Linked DNA regions of Homo sapiens: region 1 is linked to region 2. Evidence: chromatin loops called from intact Hi-C (ENCODE). Cell type or tissue: CD14-positive monocyte. All regions are shown on one strand. Each heading gives the region's core, and the rest is flanking DNA. Links, peaks and the distances in the headings are about the cores only.

The links. A loop is a pair of places that touch in the nucleus more often than their neighbours do. Peaks named below come from ENCODE experiments on the same cell type or tissue, not always from the same donor. Only the 100,000 strongest peaks of a DNase experiment are listed, where the experiment ranks them.
Region 1: a loop joins it to region 2, with 2.3 times the contacts of the local background. A loop is called at or near these places in 8 of 110 quality-filtered maps.

The regions. Positions count from the first base shown.
Region 1 is chr2:177,351,543-177,354,468 of GRCh38, reverse strand. All of the region lies in intron 1 of LOC100130691 (Putative uncharacterized protein FLJ44553), which reads left to right. Among named protein-coding and RNA genes, the nearest start is that of MIR6512, 39 kb to the right of the region's middle. In CD14-positive monocyte, for the core only: no CTCF peak of the experiment used is centred there; a DNase peak (open chromatin) is centred at 1,618; H3K4me3 peaks cover 1,694 bases; H3K27ac peaks cover 1,823 bases.
Region 2 is chr2:177,403,695-177,406,620 of GRCh38, reverse strand. All of the region lies in intron 1 of AGPS (alkylglycerone phosphate synthase), which reads right to left. Among named protein-coding and RNA genes, the nearest start is that of AGPS, 12 kb to the right of the region's middle. In CD14-positive monocyte, for the core only: no CTCF peak of the experiment used is centred there; no DNase peak of the experiment used is centred there; H3K27ac peaks cover 350 bases.

The DNA.
Region 1 (2,926 bases), core at 285-2,784, 52 kb after region 2:
CACTGCTGGTGGGAATGTAAACTAGTACATCCTGTATGGAAAACAGTGTGGAGATTCCTTAAAGAGCTAAAAGTAGAACTAAAATTTGATCCAGCAATCCCACTACTGGGTATCTACCCAGAGGAAAACAAGTCATTATTCGAAAAAGAACATGGACATGCATGTTTATAGCAACACAATTTGCAGTTGCAAAATCGTGGAGCCAACCCAAATGCCCATGAATCAACGAGTGCATAAAGAAACTGTGATATAGGCTGGGCACACTGGTTTATGCCTGTAATCCCAGCACTTTGGGAGGCCGAGGTGGGCGGATCACCTGAGGTCAGGAGTTTGAGACCAGCCTGGCCAACATGGCAAAACCCCGTCTCTCCTAAAAGTACAAAAATTAGCCAGGCATGGTGGCGGGTGCTTGTAATCACAGCTACTCAGGAGGCTGAGGCAGGAGAATCGCTTGAACCCGGGAGGCGGAGTTTGCAGTAAGCTGAGATCGCACCACTGCACTCCAGCCTGGGCGACGAGAGCAAGACTCCATCTCAAAAAAAAAGAAAAAGAAAGAAACTGTTATATTTATATATATAAATATATATATTTATATATATTTTTATATATATATAAATATATATATTTATATATATATAATATATATGATGGAATACTGCTCAGCCATAAAAAGGAATGAATTAATGGCATTTGCAATGACCTGGATGAGACTGAAGACTATTATTCTAAGTGAAGTAACTCAGGAATGGAAAACCAAACATCCTGTGTTCTCACTGATATGTGGAAGCTAAGCTATGAGGACGCAAAGGCTTAAGAATGATACAATGGGCTTTAGGGGACTTGGGGGGAAGGGTGGGAGGGGGCAAGGGATAAAAGACTACAAACAGGGTGCAGCGTATACTGCTCAGGTGATGGGTGCACCAAAATCTCACAAATCACCACTAAAGAACTTACTCATGTAACCAAATAACACCTGTACCCCCGTAACCTATAGGAAAAAAAATTAAGTTATAAAGGTATATTTATTTCTATGGTTAAAGAAAAAATTCCCCTTGTTATAGAAAACTGAGGTGTCTGGAAAAGAAGCCTGAGACTTGGCTGCCCTGGGGAAGGATCCTAGGCGGCTGTGGTTGAAGAAACTTACATGAACCCACGTCCTTGGCAAGAGTGCTTGGTTTCCTGAATTGTTAGGAAAGTTGTTGAGAAACTGAGGACTGTAGTGAAGGGAGAATATTTGTTTTAGACAATAACAGATGATAGTATGAACAAAAACAGGTGGTGGCAATCAATTCCTAGTCGGGAGCCCAGAGAAAGGAATCCACATTTGGATCCTGTCTCAGTTTAATAAGATTCTTTGAAATGTAGCAGAGAAGGCTCCTGTTGCCTTCAGTAAATGGCTTGCTTGCTTTTTTTCCCACTCAAATCTATACAGTATAAGCTTTTGGACCTTGCTTTCCATACTATATTAGACCAAAAGTTGCACTTAGAAAATCTCCATCTTATACAATCTCCTCACTTTAAGTGAGAAAACAAAGGTGCAGACTTGCCAAGCGTCAACCCGTTATTACTAAAATTCCTGTCCCAGAGCTTACTTCATATGACATGAAGTTCCTGTTTCCACAACAGCAGCCAAACCCTATCTGCTCCCTGTTTCCTTCTCCTTTTTGTAATGAAATGATAGAAGTTGGGGACTCGAAATAATTTTCACTGAGTGTATATAACCCTCAGAACCTTTATTATGCTTCACTTCAACAAATATTTACTAAGTAACTACAATGTCCAAGCCTTAGCACTACTAAGTTGTTGTTCCTCCAGCAGATAAGGGCCTCAAACATAGTTGCAGCTAAGATTCTCTCTAAAGGTTTATTTCATCTCCACCCAAAACAGGAAGGCCTGGGAACTTGTACCAATATATTTCTTTCTTTCTTTCTTTTTTTAAGATGGAGTCTTGTTCTGTCATGTTACCCAGGCTGGCATGCAGTGGTGCAATCTTGGCTCACTGCAACCTCTGCCTCCTGGGTTCAAGCAATTCTCCTGCCTCAGACTCCCAAGTAGATGGGACTACAGGTGCATGCAGCCACGCACAGCTAATTTTTGTATTTTTAGTAGAGACAGGGTTTCTCCATGTTGGCCAGGCTGGTCTCAAACTCCTGACCTCAGGTGATCTGCCCACCTCGACCTCCCATAGTTCTAGGATTACAGGCACAAGCCACGGTGCCCAGCCAATATATTTCTTTAACTCAGTACAGCTAACACATATTTACTTATCATCCTTTTCTTTCTAGCTGATTACAGGTTTCCTCTTTTCTTTTTTGTCTTCCTGGTATCCTTGTCTGTTCCCTCTGTTTAAAGTTTTGCACAAGGTTCTGGGAAAGAATTGAGGAATGCTTAGGGTGTGACCCCACAAGCCAAATCTTGCACAGTTTCAGTATATGGGGATTAAGAAAAGATGACTGATTCTTGACGTTCTGGTCTGACTTTGGGCTTGGTTCGAGAGTGTGGGGATTCTAGTGTAATGGAAAAGAGAATATAACTAAAAGTGGTGCAGATTTGTTAGTCTAAAATCTGGTCCCTGCTTAGAGATACTCTGATTCCTCTCACTGCTATGGAACAGACACACACACCCACACACCACCCCAGCTGATGTTGTCACACTCACACACACACACACCACCCCAGCTGATCTTGTCACACACACACCACCCCAGCTGACCTTGTCACACACACACACACACCACCCCAGCTGATCTTGTCAAACACACACACACACACCACCCCAGCTGATCTTGTCAAACACACACCACCCTAGCTCATCTTGTGTGTCTCTCTCACACACACACACCACCCTAGCTCATCTTGTCTCTCTCTCTCTCACACACACACACCACCCCAGCTCATCTTGTCATACACACCACCCCAGCTGATC
Region 2 (2,926 bases), core at 204-2,703:
AATTCTTAAACACAGCACCACTCTACATTTTCACCTTCTTTAACAGCTGTTCCCAGACACATTAAGTTATGACAATTCCTTATACACACCATGTCCTCTTATGTCTTCCTGTATATATCCCCTGTCTAAAATGCCCTTCTCTCCCTGGAGGCAACCAGTCTAAAAGTCACTTCTATAAAGCCTTTTCCTATCTTCTTCAAGAATTTATGGCTCTTTCTTCTGCATACAATGACTACAGCTACATCATATCTTTTATATATCTATATATCTCCACTGACTGTCAATCATTTTTGCAATGTTAGAATGTAGCACAGCACAAGCAGGCAGCAAGTACTGACACTTTCTCTGAACAAAGATTGGTCTGGTAATAGAATGAAGAATCATTTAAAGGCGGGAAACAAAAGAAAGGGAGACCAGGCTAGAAGTGAGACAATTAAGATTTCATCTAGGCTGGTGGCAATGAGAGAAAAGCAAAGTGTCTTGAGAGTCGATAATAGAGTCCATCTGACTTGGAGTCCATCTGATTTGTCAATGAACCAAATAAGGGATGGGGGATGGAGCTCAGCAAGAACTCATGACTCAGGTGTTGTTGGACTTGGGCATCTAAATAATGGCGGAAGTGAAGAGAAACAGTGGAGGACTGAGATTGGAGACTAAAATAATGACCTTACACATGAATGCTGAGTTGGAGAAACCAGCAAGATACTCAGATAGAAATACCCAATAATTAAAAATGTAAAAATGAGAGTTGAGAGTTAGAGATAATAACTTAAAGTTCCCCCAACAGTGGTAAAAGCTATTACAGTTCAAGTAGATGAAATGATTAAGGAAGAAAATGCAGAAGAAATGACTAAAAATTAATCTTAGGGATTTTTAAGCTTAGGAAGAGAAGGAAGTCAGCAAAACCATGGTCAGAAAGACAGGAAGGTGGGAAAAAAAAAAAAAAACAACAGAATAGTGCAATAACATGGAAGCTAAGAAGAGATAAGAACATCTACCAGGTACCAGAATTGGTTAAGAGGCTAAAAGTTTTATAATTAGGTTATTCATGGCTGTTAAGGCCTTTTCAAAAGAGTGATACGTGTGGAAAATTTCAAAACGTTATCTGAGCATGCTTTTAAGCAGCAGGAAAAATCAACAAAGAGAAAAAGATTGATGACTCAAGGAAAATCAATAGAATAATTCATGGAGCAGGATTATAGAGAAGGAATCATCAAAAACAATGAGCAGATAATCTGGTTGTATCATCTTTAAATGCATGATAACCAGAGTTGGTTCAGCTCATTTAGCTGCCTGGGCAGCTACCTATGTCCTATGACTACCACCACTTCCTTCCAGGCAATAACTGATTGCAGCAATGTAAACATGTAACCCAGGACTGGAAACAAGGGGTTCAATTATTCTGTGCTATTGGCTGAATTCCTGAAGGAGTGGGGCAGCCATATTTTACCATTTGGACAGAAGAGCAGAAAAAGCTGATCCACTTAGAGAAGCCTGCAGCAAATAGTAGCAAGAAGTGATACTAGTAAGAAACCTGATGGCTTTCTGGTTCTTGGCTCTAATTCCATCCTGAGGCCAAGCTCCATTCTTACCCTTGGGTTCTTTGGCACCCCTGTACTCTTAGAATAAATTTCCCTTTTCTGCTTTAACCTAGCTCAGATTAATACTTATAACAAATATCCCTCATTAGTATACATACCAAAATATGATAATTTTTTTAAGTTACCAATTGTATAAAATCTGAGTGCAGGCATGGCAAACTAGAATGTACTTTCTGAAAATAATGGCAGATGGCAGGTATGAACTTGGAAATAAAATCAAAATTAGAATAGTAGTCTAATAGTTGTAAAGCCAGAAATAATTTGTGAAGGCAAAACAAATACTATCTGGAAATCAAAGCCAACTGATATAAAAGAAAAAAGCAGAACCTTTCTGAAGGAGATTTAACTTCAAAAATGAAACTACCAATTTACTTTAAAATGCATCAAAACAAAATAGATTAATATTAGGTGGAAAAAAGAATGGATTAATGGATATGTGATAAGCACAGTAACATGTTAACAGTAGAATCTAGGTGGATGGTACACTAATGAGTATTGTGAAGTTCAATTCTGCAACATGTTTAAATACATGCAAAATGTTGGGGTGGGGGGCGGCAGGGAATGAAAACTGCTGACACCATAATCCTTAAATTACATCACTCCATGTAACAAGATTTGCCTGAACAGTAAATAGGAGCCATCTGAATAAGCACGGAATGTACATTATTTACTGATAGCAATAAGTGGTTTAAACTGATACATCTAGGCCAGTCGTCTTAGCTCTCCCTCCTTCTCATTACCCCCATAGACCCAGGCAGGGTTAAGCACTATTCCTTAGGCTCCCTGTGGTCATGTTTTGGTTTCCCCTTTAAAGACTCAGGCTAGAACATCTAATTTCCTTTTATCTAAATTTCTGGAAAGCTGCTTCCCTAAATTAGAAGATACAAACTTGCTCAAATATGATGTAGTCGTTCTCCAAAGATTCCGATGATTTTCAATTTTTTATTACTTGTCAGAATTAAGTCCAAACAAGCAATCGTTCCTTATTTCTGTCCACGCCCAATGAGATCAGCGAATGATGTATTCCAATGCTCTTTGACTCATTAAGGCCCTTTTTTAAAAATGTGCCTTAAGGAAATTATTAAGGATTTAATTGTAAAAAGCTTACCACAGCATTCTCTATAATAGGGAAACACTGGAAACAAATATAACACCGTCCTCATCAGATAAATGGTACCTACATATAATACAATACTTCCTGAGTCACTGAAAATGATTTTACACATTATTATTTCTTGATAAGGAAAGGTATACACAAGACAGTGAGTGAAAAATGGCAATTTCAAGACATTATTATGGCGTGACCTCACACACATATGCTTATG